Linked DNA regions of Homo sapiens: region 2 is linked to region 1. The links are chromatin contacts, found by Hi-C or POLR2A ChIA-PET in ENCODE. All regions are on one chromosome and are shown on one strand. The core of a region is the stretch at or near the end of the contact, and the rest is flanking DNA. Distances in the headings are between cores, read along the strand shown.

The links. Hi-C counts contacts between places; a loop is a spot of excess contacts on that map. ChIA-PET counts read pairs that join two places held with the same protein, here RNA polymerase II (POLR2A).
Region 2: a map of A673 shows a loop between it and region 1 (3-fold over the local background). The contact joins two enhancer-like sites. A Hi-C loop is called at or near these places in 1 of 168 maps with a recorded cell type or tissue (A673). POLR2A ChIA-PET finds 5 or more read pairs at or near these places in 1 of 52 experiments (A673).

Annotation. Positions count from the first base shown.
Region 1 is chr7:91,082,260-91,088,499 of GRCh38, forward strand. All of the region lies in intron 12 of CDK14 (cyclin dependent kinase 14), which reads left to right. Among named protein-coding and RNA genes, the nearest start is that of FZD1, 180 kb to the right of the region's middle. Within about 2 kb of position 2,150, at least 7 of the 41 ENCODE cell types and tissues checked have a DNase peak (open chromatin) inside an H3K27ac peak, as active enhancers do; they include A673, where a contact is called at or near this core.
Region 2 is chr7:91,323,815-91,329,330 of GRCh38, forward strand. All of the region lies in intron 3 of LINC02932 (long intergenic non-protein coding RNA 2932), which reads left to right. Among named protein-coding and RNA genes, the nearest start is that of LINC02932, 15 kb to the left of the region's middle. Within about 2 kb of position 2,782, at least 3 of the 41 ENCODE cell types and tissues checked have a DNase peak (open chromatin) inside an H3K27ac peak, as active enhancers do; they include A673, where a contact is called at or near this core.

The DNA.
Region 1 (6,240 bases), core at 900-3,399:
AACTTTTAAACAGCTGAATGATTTCGGAGGTTTGAAAGTATCAAAAAGAGAACTAAGGATAAACCACTAAGTCACAGAAGACAGATCTGGAAAAGACCGCTTGTGGCTGGTAACAAGAAGCACGTCTACAGACTTGAATAGGCACAGGTTAACCTTTTCCTGCTTGTTCCCACACATGTTATGGTTCTGCTTATCCTCTCTTAGTTAAGTAAAACTGGATTTCTCCTAAGAACTTATAAAAATTGGTATTCTAAATTGTGTAGTAAATACAGAGACATTTAAACAAAGGTACCTTTCTGGAAACACAAAAATAGAGAAGAAAAATCTTACCTGCTACAATTGAATGTACCAGCAGAGTCTCCAACCTGAATTTAAAAGATTTAGAAATGTTTCCTAACTTTGTGTTCTTGAACTTTCCTTGAGTATTTTATCTGACTTGATGTTTAACTTCCAAGACATATTTTAAAGGTGACTTGCTAGATAGTTGAGTTACATATGCATAAAACATAATGTATTTAAAATAATATTCGGAGGAATAACGTAACTTTCACTCTGTATTTATGTTGGTGGTGCTCTATTGTATTTTTCTTGTCATTATAGCTGATGTGTACCATTAAGATTTAAGTCAGAGAATTCGCAACAAACTGAAAGACCCTGTTTTCCATTCTCCCTAATGTTCTAAGTCGATCTAAAATTTTCTAACATAATAATATATTGCAAAGTAAGCTAGAGTTGTAAATGTCTTTCCCTGTTTAAAAATGTGAGAGGAAGGTAAGAACACTGTTATTTCACTAGGAGGAGCAGTTGAGTTGAGTGAGTTCTTAAATCATCTTTCCCCACTTTCACTTTTTTTTTTCATTGTTGATCATTTTTGTTATAATTCTATTTACTTCAAAGTAACAATTTTAATTTATTTAGTGCCTGGAGACTTCTTCTTGTAATATTTTCAAAGAAATTATTCTATACATCACTATTAAATGTTTGAGGGATGGGTTTATTGGATGGATAAACTCTAAAGCAGACACTAAAGCAGACCTTTTGGAATTCCAGTCTTATAACTCAAAGGGTGAGCTGCAGCTGTCCACTGCCCAGCTCTATGGATTTGAGTTCAGCATTAGAACACTGCATGAGGTGTAGTTCTTCACCACATGCCATACCCTTGAAAATGTACTGTTTTCAATATGCAGACAGTCCAATCCAAGCAGGTCTCTTGTCCTGACCCTGCACTGCCATACATAGTATTGTTTGGAGGCCCCCAAAGGCTCACCTGCTTGCTTGGAAGTTGCAGTTCATAGCAATTTCTGGAGACATTTGTTTTCATAAGAATGAATCATTAGTTCAGTTACTAAAAGCATTATGTGGATATGATGTTTATCAAAACCCCCTAAACCCCTTGCCATCTAATAGAAAGCAGCTCTTCTAGGAAATTGCAGATAGGATTCTTGAAAGGAAAAAGAGGAGGACCTAAAATAGGAGATGCTTTCCAGGCCCTGGTGGGAGTCCTAGAGAGCCTTGGAAAAGACAATAAAGATCTGTCCAAAGATTCAGGTTGCAAGCAGGTGCCAGGAGGACAAAGAGAAAACTATCTGAGTGGAAGATGGTAAATTTGCCAAAGGCCTAGCCCTGATCACTAGCAGTGGCAACAGCATAAATGTGAAAGCATATGAAACGGACATAGTCAAAGGCCTGACATGCAACTCATCTCCACAGATATAGTTGTGATGGAACTAACAGTTAGCCTTTTGCAATGTACATTGTCACATCCCCACATATGCTTATGGCAGTCTTTTGAGGTAGGGCAGATATTATCATCTTGATTGTATAGCCTAAAATTAAAAACAGGCTTATGAGATCAAATGATCAGCACAATTGAAAATAACAACTAGGAATATATGTACTCCAGTGAATCTTATGAAGGGAATATTATCCATTTTAAAACCCCATATTCATGGGAGCTTATCAATATCTAATTTTATTTTGTTCTCGCCGCAGCCATGGGTGGGGATATCTCTTCTGGGACCTGATGTCATTCCCCATCTAGATTTCATGCAGCCAGGAGAGCTGGGACAGAACAGAAGCCTGACTTCCTCTGTCCTGGGGAAAACAGTGTTTGCAGCTGGCTGACTGCCCACACCACCAACTTGGGCCTCTCCTGCCCACTGCTGGGTAATGCACCATGGGAAAAAGGCTGGCTTTGTGACAGTCTAAGTGCCAGAGATGACAGGCCTGCCTGCTACCCACTCACACCCTACCAGTGAGGTTTGTCACCTCTTCCACACAGCTCCCACTGCCCCCAAGAGGTTAAGCCCTGTCATTTTGTGTCATTGCCAGATTTCTTATCCATGTCTCTTTTTTTGTAGCAAAGAATTCAGTGTCATTAATAACCCCTGGTGATGGCCAAGGGCAGGCCCCATGCTATTTGTTATCTGTTGGACACGCGTTTTTTGATCCCCTTCTGATAGACAGAAAATACCCATCTTCTCTCTTACTAATTGGCAGTATGTGCCAGGCTTGGGAGTTGGCAACAGCCATTGCTTTTCATCCTTTCAGATTACGTGTTGGACTCCTCATCCAAAAGTGCACGCTTACGATGCGGCTAATACCTTCCTCCTGCCATCCAGCTCATTAAGGAATAAAACCCAACCCTACTTCTGAAGTGGCACAGAGCTTCTAGAGGCAGCTGGGCTGCTCATTTCCCTGAAAGGAGGAGATGGAATTAGGCTTTCTCGAAGTCTTCTCCAAACAGATTCTAGAAGCATAAACTGTAGGAGTTCCTCTGTTCTCCCAAATATGCCATGGGTGTTTGTATTCTGCGACTGCCATAACAAATTACCACACATTTATTGGTGTAGAATAGTACAAACATGTTACCTTACAGTACTGTCAGGCAGAAGTCTGGAAGAGCTGAGCTGATTTCTTTTCTCTGGGTCTCACAAGGCCAAAATCAAGATGTTGACCAACTTGGGGTTTTATCTAGAGGCTTTCGGGGAGAATTTACTCCCATGCTCATGCAGGTTGTTGGCAGAATTCAGTTCCTTGGGGGGTATGGCTGAGGTCTCACTTCCTTGCTCGCTGTCTCCACCCGCTCAACGCCTCCTGCATGCTTCATCACATAGCCACCTTCTCCATCAAACAAGCTTCTGATCTCTCTGACTTCCTGTCTGCCCCATTTCCTCTGCCTCCAGCAGGAGAAAGTTCTCTGCTTCTGAAGGTTCATGTAATTAGATTGGGCCCACCTGGTTAATCCAGGTTACTCTCTCTGTACAGTCCCTTTTGCTGTGAAAAGTTACCTGTTCACCAGCTTCAGGGGTTAACAGGTGGACATCTTTGGGGGCCATTTTGCTTATCAGAAGTGGGTACTAGAGTTTCCCATTCAATCCGGAGTCATGGAGTGAAGCAGAGCACAGGGGAGCAAATCCAGTCCTAGCCAGGTCAGACACCGTCTATTTTGCCTGGTCTCTGACCCATCAGGTAACAGGCATAGGCTTCTGACTTCAAGTTGCCTGGTTCACAACTGGTATCTTTAAAATTATGTATAAGGAAGAAATCAGTTTTTATCTCTAGCACAGAGGAAAAAGAGATTATGCTCAAGAAGGCCGCTGGCCTCTGAGGTAACTGAAAGTTTGGCCCGACATTTCTAGGTCTGTGCTGACAAATGCAGTAGCCATTAGGCCTCTGTGGTTCCAGGGCACTTAAAATGTGACTACTGTGATTTAGGAACTGAATTTTTTTACTATATTTAAATGTAATTAACAAGAGTTAAGGGCCACATGTGGTTGGTTGCTGCCATATTGGGTGACACAATTCTAGATCATTTAAATGCTCGTCAGTGTAATACAAATGTGGATGTCTGCTGCTTTGGAAACACTACACTAAAGAGTCATTGCATTTTGCACTCAAGTGTCCAGAGATCTTGCTTTTTATTTTTGCTTCTCACCCCTATCTTTTATTTGTAAACACCCTGAGTATAATAGCTCTGGAGTACCCAATAAGCATAATAAATCTGCAGGGGGAATAGTGGAAATATCAAAGAACATCAAGCAGACATTCCTTTCCCTGCCTCCTCCCCTCCAGAAGCCACGCTGTTCCCTCCTGAGGGGCGCAGCCTGTTGCAAGTGTCTCTATTCCTTTCTCCTTCTTGTGTTGTCTCTCTCTCTTTTCTGTTGGGAACTGTTAGGGGTTAGACACACAGCTCTCTACCCTTTTTGAACTCCCTTAAGAATTCACCTCTCTGCTGTTGTTCCCGATCTCCTTGATCTCCCCTAACTCTACTCAGAAAACACCGTAAAGGCTCAGCTTCCTGTTCATCACATATGAGATGCTATTGAGAGGGGCTCCATTTTCTAAATAAGCCTTCCAAATAAAGAGCTGATCCAGGTCTTCCTCACTGGGCCCCTGTGGGTGTGTGTGTGTGTGTGTGTGTGTATATATCTTAATTCTTAAGTTTTAGGACATTGAAAACTACCACATTTTACAAAGTGAAGCATGAACAGAAATGCAGTCATTTTTACCTCTCCTTATGTAAAAGAAACACATGATATGTGATACCTTTCCTCAAATTTATTGATATCATTTTCATTTGATTAAGAAAATATTTACAAATTTAGTGAATGTTCAGCCTCAAAATAAAGATGAATATAAGAAGTCACTGGAGAAAAACACTATTCGCTTTTAGCGTTTTTGTTTTGTTTTTTTGCAGCTTTATTGCCCAGGCTGCAGTGGCATGATCATGGCTCACTACAGCCTTGACCTCCAGGGCTCAAGCAATCCTCCCACCTCAGCCTCCCAAGTAGCTGGGACTATAAGTACCTACCACCATCCCTAGCTAAGAAAGAGATGATTTTAACAACAATGTCATCCCTAGTATCCACTGTTACCCATTCCACCTTCTACTTATTTGATTTTCATGAAACAATATATCCCTCTCTTCATTTGGGGAGACTTTATAATACTGGGGCTCAATTTCTATTCATTGTGAGGATAGAGCTCCTAGAGTATTCTTATTAACACCTGCATCTAACATGTTGTGTACATAGTGGTCTTACTGACCTAAGAATATACCATCAATAAATAGTATTGACATAGCAAAGAAAAAAACAGAAGAGAGGAAGGAAGGTTGCACAAGCTAATTATTGACACAAATAGCAATTAAATGCTTGGAGCCAGCATCATCTTTGGTAGCATAGGAACCAGGTTCATCCCTAGTTCCACTACTGAGCTGTGTAATATTCAGGAAGCTCATTAACCTCTCTGAGCCTCAGCTTTTCAATTTGTATAACCTCTTGGCAGGATTATTGTTTAATCTTTAAGTAAGGTAAGGGTATAAATTACTGGGTACCTTACTAGACACAGTCCTTTGGCAAATATTAGTTTACCTCCCTTCTCTTTTTCAGTGCTCCCTGTCCTACCTCCCAGTGAGAGCGTTTCATTCAGCTCCGAATAAGCAATTACTCTTGAACATGGATACCACTCCTACATAGAGTCCCCAGACATCTTCTGGAATATTCTTTTTACCTTCTTAGGGGCACATGCTGAACTGCTTGGTCACCAAAACTTTTTTTTTTTAATGCTTGTTGTGTAAAAACAAGATTTCCCCTTCCTCAACAGTTTCTTCCTAAGAGTGGTGTGTTAACAAATAGCGTTGTACATAATTAATGCAATACTGTGATTTGTTCTTAGTCTTGAAACACATTTTATTAGACAGTTTTCCAAATTAGATTGAAAGAAACCCATAGACAGGTCACTGTTACCAAGTTCAAATGTCTATTGGACCTTTTCTTGTAATATAACCTGTACACAAACTGATGGATAACCCTAAGCCAGATGTGTGGGATCTGGGCATCCATTTGGCCCAGTCATTTCAGAGGTGAGACTAAAAGTAATTATCCTTGCTGTTTACAGCATTTAAAGGGGGAAGGTAGATGAATTATCTCTCAAAACACAATGAATAAAGGCTGGGAGCATGGCCATGCCATATCTGTTGTGGTGAGGAAAATGGGAAGGGGATTCTGAAAGTAACTGGCCTTTTTCTTTTAGACACTGAGCCACATCCATACCCTAAGGCACAGATCCCATGTTAAACGGTTATTTCCATCATGGCAGTGACATTTACTTTAACAACAGATTTCATTATGTCTTTAACAACAACAAAAATGCACTGAAAAGCCTGAAACACACACATACACAACTCCCAACACAATTATTTTTCTGTCTTCTCTGAAAGAATATTTTAAAATCATT
Region 2 (5,516 bases), core at 1,532-4,031, 240 kb after region 1:
ATGAGCTATTAAAACATAAAGAAACTGCAAGAAGGAAAGTTAAAATTCCAATATCTGTCTTGGGATGTGAAGTACAGAAATGTTCTTGCTTCAACCCAAACATGGCCAGCTGACCCCAGTGTCTGGCTGACCCTAGCATAGCTGGCTGACCCAACTTTTGCCTATCCCTTGAACTAAACTTGAACCTTATGTAAGCTCTGAAGTCATTCAGAAGATCATTTGAAAATATTTTCCCCTCTTTGTCTCCTGGTTTGCTCTGGGACTGCTCTGGGGAGAGCTGTGTGGAGCTGAGGGGTGAGAGCTCAATTTTTTAATATTTGTAAGTGCTTTTATAGCCATTTCCCTGTAAGTGTTGGCCAAAGAAGGATCAGTGAGCATTAAGAGACTCCTTGATTTGTTCTTGGTGGTATGAGCACATGCAGCTTCCCACTGAGGCCATGTGGTAGGAGAGGATGCCCAGGACGCAGACTTAGAAGTCGTTGTTGAAGTGTCTTGCTCTAAGAAGCCATTCTAAACATGTGCTGAATGAGCGAAGGAGTGAACAAATGAAGGTGTTCAAAGCAAAACTTAAGACAAATTAAATTTAATAGAGTTTGACTGAGCAAAGAATGATTTGCAAATTAGGCAGGCCCCCTGAACCAGAATAGGTTCAGATAGTCTCCACACTGCTATGTGGTTGGAGAGGATTTATGAACAGATAAAGGAAAGTGAGGTACAGAAGCAGCCAGATTTTGATTACAGCTTGCCATTTGTCTTATGTGAACACAGTTTGAACAGTTGGCTGCCTTTGAATGGCCAAAACTCAGTGATTGGTGCAAAAGTAAATTACAGTCTGTTTACATATCCAGTTAAGGTTACTATATATGGAGAAAGCTTCACGTTGGACTTCAAATACGTAAGGAGGTGCTTTAGGCTAAATTTAATTTAGCAAAAGAATGCTAGCTAGGTCTGATTAAGACACTTTACTAAACATGAGACTAAATGCAGTAATAACAGAAACCAAGAATCAGGGGGTTAACACTATGGGGTTGTAAATGTATCCCACATGCTGGGCAGGAAGCAAAGACTTAAGATGTAGCCCGTTCACAATCTGAGAACCATTGAGTGATAAACTCCAAACCCCAGAGGCGGTGTACAGGAAAGATCTTCTGTATTGGATTCTGCATGAAGCAGGAATCAGGACCAGAGCTGAGTCTTTAAGGGTGAGAAGAGTTTGGATAGGCAGAAGAGAGGGGTAGAATGCATCTTAACTAACAGGCTGAGAAAAAACACAGATGGGGTTTAAGTCATGATGATAACATTTGTGAAACAGTTAGCTGACCAAGATGATTGACAGAAGTGCTGGGGAGTGGTAGGAGAGCAGGCTTGGGAGTGGGCAAAGGAGTAAGAACTTGCTATAGGAGGCTACAAGGAATCACTACAGGCTCTTGAGTTGAAGAACGATGTTCTTGGTGAATGATTGGTCTGGCAGAGTGGATCTCTCTCCATCCATCTCCTGGCCAACTCTTGCTCTTTGTATAGCAGCTGAGGTTGGATGGAAATACAGCTAACATTTCTGGAGCTTCCCAGGTGAACAGATCTGCAGATGTGTGGGGCAAGACCCCTCATTCACTCCCTTGTCCGAAAATTAACCAGCATGATGGAGACTAGATCACACACTTTCAAAAACAAACCAAGGCCCTCTTCCCTCTAATATGATTTGCCAGATGACAGATGATCCCAATCCCTGTAATTAGTTAGATACTTTAATTGACTTTCAGTGGCAGTAATAAGTAACTGGAGTCCTGGCTTGTAGAATTTCCTTTCTAATTGTCAGTGTTAAACTACTCATTATAGGGATAAATAGCATACCGCTTTATTTAAACAATTTCCTTCATACATGTAAATTCCAGCGGAAGTTCCCAGTATTTTCAGGCCCTTGGGAGAGCTGTTTGGGGTCTAGCAGCAAGGTGATGCATTTTTGAGGGAGCTGCTTAAGCTGGTTGGCTGTTTCATTTGAATAAGCAAGCCACAAGTTTCCAACACTGACGCACTTCCTACTGCTTCGTTTTTTAAAGGCTGTAGAAAGGATAATTGACCACAGCTTGTCAGCAAGAGAGATTTACTGTCATTAGTGCAAACGCAGATGAATTACTTTAATATCATGGAATATAAAAAATGGCCAGATAGTTTCCTTTCTCAGTAAGAGTACTTAAACAGCTTTTCACACTTCACTTCTGCATTTGGGTGTAAAAGAGGGAGGAAGTCATAAAGACCCATGAGTGGGAGTGGAAGGAGGAGTGGGATTAACTTAGCAGAGGTAGGAAAAGGCAGATCTCAAATTCTCAAATCAAATCCAAGTGAACAGACCGGGGTTGCTTGTTTTAGGGTGGTATAAAAGCTAAACAAGCATTCATTTTTTAAAAGTTCCCACTTTTGATTTCTATTTCCAGTATAGTACTCATTCGGAACATTCTTTTACAACTTCGGTTCTTTGTGTTTTGACTCAATTGTAGAAAGAATTAGAAATATTGCAAGGCATATTTTAAATCCTTTATTAAACCATAGACACCAGCTTGGGAGATCTGAATCGTTTTACTCGGGGCCATGCAAAAATTGCCTGTTGATGTGTTCTATTTTGTTTTGTCTTGCTTTTGAACCGTCCATGTTTCTGAAAATTGTGTATAAGCCAGCCAGGGCCCAAGCACAGAGAATGCCTAGAACCTGGAGCAATGTATTTTCATTTTGCTTCCCCATGGTTCTTGTTGCAAACATATTTGCCTCCTAACTCTTAGAACCCAGTGTAAGCTGCCACTGGCAATTATTTCATTTTGATTTTAGGAAGCAGGGCGGCATCCTGTCTGATCATTGAATCTAGACTTGCTTTATAATCTGTTCTTTGCTTCCGCTAAGATACAAATATGTGGGCCTGGTTCCTGTTGCTATTGTAACTGAAATGGAACTAATCTCACTCGTTTCTGTGTGGCTCAGCACTGCGGGTTAATATCTGTGGATGTTGTTGCCAATTGCTATTGCTCTATTAATTCGTGGTATGTGCTATTTGTTCTTTCGAGAGTTATTTTCTCTTTTTTATTTCTCAAACTCTTTGTGACATACCTGAGAAGTGAAAGTAATAGAAATTTCCTTCTGAAAGGAGGGGAGAAAGTCTGTAGAATCCAACTGCATATGTAGTTACTGTGTATTTGGGTGTTTCCCCTTTGCCGCTGAGTGTCATGGCAATAACATAGAAGGAAATGAGTATTTCATAACATAATCTCATTAATAGCTATGCTGTTTAAAACATATAAACAACAGCATAAACAACCTAACGGCACCACAAGCAATGGTCTCTTCTTGCACTGGCCATCTTGTCTCATGGTTGAAGGTGTGTGGGCTGGACTTTTTGGGATCCGTGAGTGGCGGCAATTCCAGAGACTTGGGGGTTTCTAACATTTCAGGTTAGTTGTTGCTTTACCTACATCCCATTAGTCTAGTGAGGCCTTGTCTCTAAATTGCTTTGAAAGTGTCATATTTTGAGTTTACTAATTCCATTTTCAAAATTCAAATGGAATAGAACTCCCAACCCCCTGGCTATTTGTCCAGACTTTGTATGTTTGTGTGTCACAGAGAAAGACATCATATTTATACATAAAGAAAAAATATAGAGAGAGGATAGAGTTAGAAAGACATTTGAGGAAGTAAATTCAAAATTGTTGAAACACAGTTATAAAGTGCTTTTGCTTCCCCATTCCTACAAGATAGGCAGTAATGGAACTACCCTTATCATTGCAAAATGTGTGTGAAATGATGACAACCTTCACAGGATAAAAAAGAAAATGGCAAGAAATAGCAGTGTACCTGACTAGGTCATATTAGCGTATGATGATTCGTTGTTGTAGCCAGAAGTTATTTCATGTTCTCCAACACAGATTGGATCCAGGCCTGACCAGGATGACAACATTTCATCTTGAATGGATAGTCATGTGTCCTTTTAAATAAAATCTACATGTCCTAGCTCTGCTTGTTACGAAGCTTAACTGGCCCATCATGTCTGGTGGAGTGTCTGAGTCTAAGGCAGGTTGGAAATAATGCAGCACCTCAGATGGGAGATGCTTGCAGAAATGTTGGGAAGCACAGACAGAATGCTGATCACCCCTGTAGCCAAGAGTGTGCAAAGCAAACTTACTCCATTTCCAGGACCAGAATGCAGAGGAAATAAGGCAACTTTTAAATTTAAATATGTCAGCTTGCCACTTTCTCCAGGGGTGGTTTGGCCATACGACAGGTTATAAGGAATTTGAAATCTGAAGAAAGGAAGAAAGAGAGAGAGAGAGAGACAAGGAAAGAGAGAAAGAAAGAAGGAAGGAAAGGAGGGATCAAAGTAAGAGAGAAAGAATAAAGCATTAGATTTAGTTTCTGTGCCTGTTTCATATTTTTGCAATGAAATGCTAAATGAGCTGCATTGAATGTTTCACTTGGTTGATGAGTAAATCCAATTCTGGATATAGTGGGCATGTGGTACATGGGCACACTCTCCTGGATTTCATCTGCCTTGAGGGACACACCACTTGTCACTTTCACCCTTACTCTCCTGACGACTCAGATCCTCTTACTGACATTAGAGAGACCATCAATCCCCAGTGACCTGTGCATGTGTATTGGGGAGGGTTGACTTTTAATATATTCCAGTTTGGCATTAATATGTGTGTACCCACTATTGTTGTGTCTTTCCCCCCAAATTTAAATAATTTTATACAGTGCCAAGAGGTATAAAGATGTAAATGAAAATAACTTTTAATCTTACCAACCAGTGATAACCCATTTAATACTTTGCTAAATATCTTTCTACATGTTTTTGCTATGCAAGTATGCACATAAACACACATAGGCATAAACATACATATATTCTTTCAAAAACCCTCCTTTTTCATTTGGAAACATCCAAATTCCCACGCCCATAACTGTGTTCTACATTATTCTCTCAAATGGTTTCTTAGTATTTATTATAGGGTGGTTGTTTTCTTCATTATTAAAAAGTACTCTGCAACTTACATACTTGGGAATACACCTGTCTACATTTTTATGACATCTTTAGGATAAATTTCTAAAAGTAGACTTGTTGATTTGAAGATAATATGTATCTGAAATTTTGATGTGTGGTGTTCCTTTGTTGTCTTTTAGAAAAAGATATCAATGATATTCATCATGAGTGCATCCATGGGAGAGGGTTTTTAAATATATAAGATAATGATGCTTATACGTTTATTTCCTGCCTTTCCATGGTACAGAAAAATAATTACTATGTAAGATTCTTCTTGAAGGAAAAGTCATGCAATATTCAGATGATTATTTTGTAAGTTAAGTTTCTTTTATGATTCCTGGATTTTCATTATTATTTGCTGTTAAAAAGTAGAATTGTTGATTATTATTTTTCTTTTTATGAGACAGAGTCTTGCTCTGTCACCCGGGCTGGAGGGCAGTGGTGCGATCTCGGCTCACTGCAACCTCTACCTCCTGGGTTCAAGTGATTCTCCTGC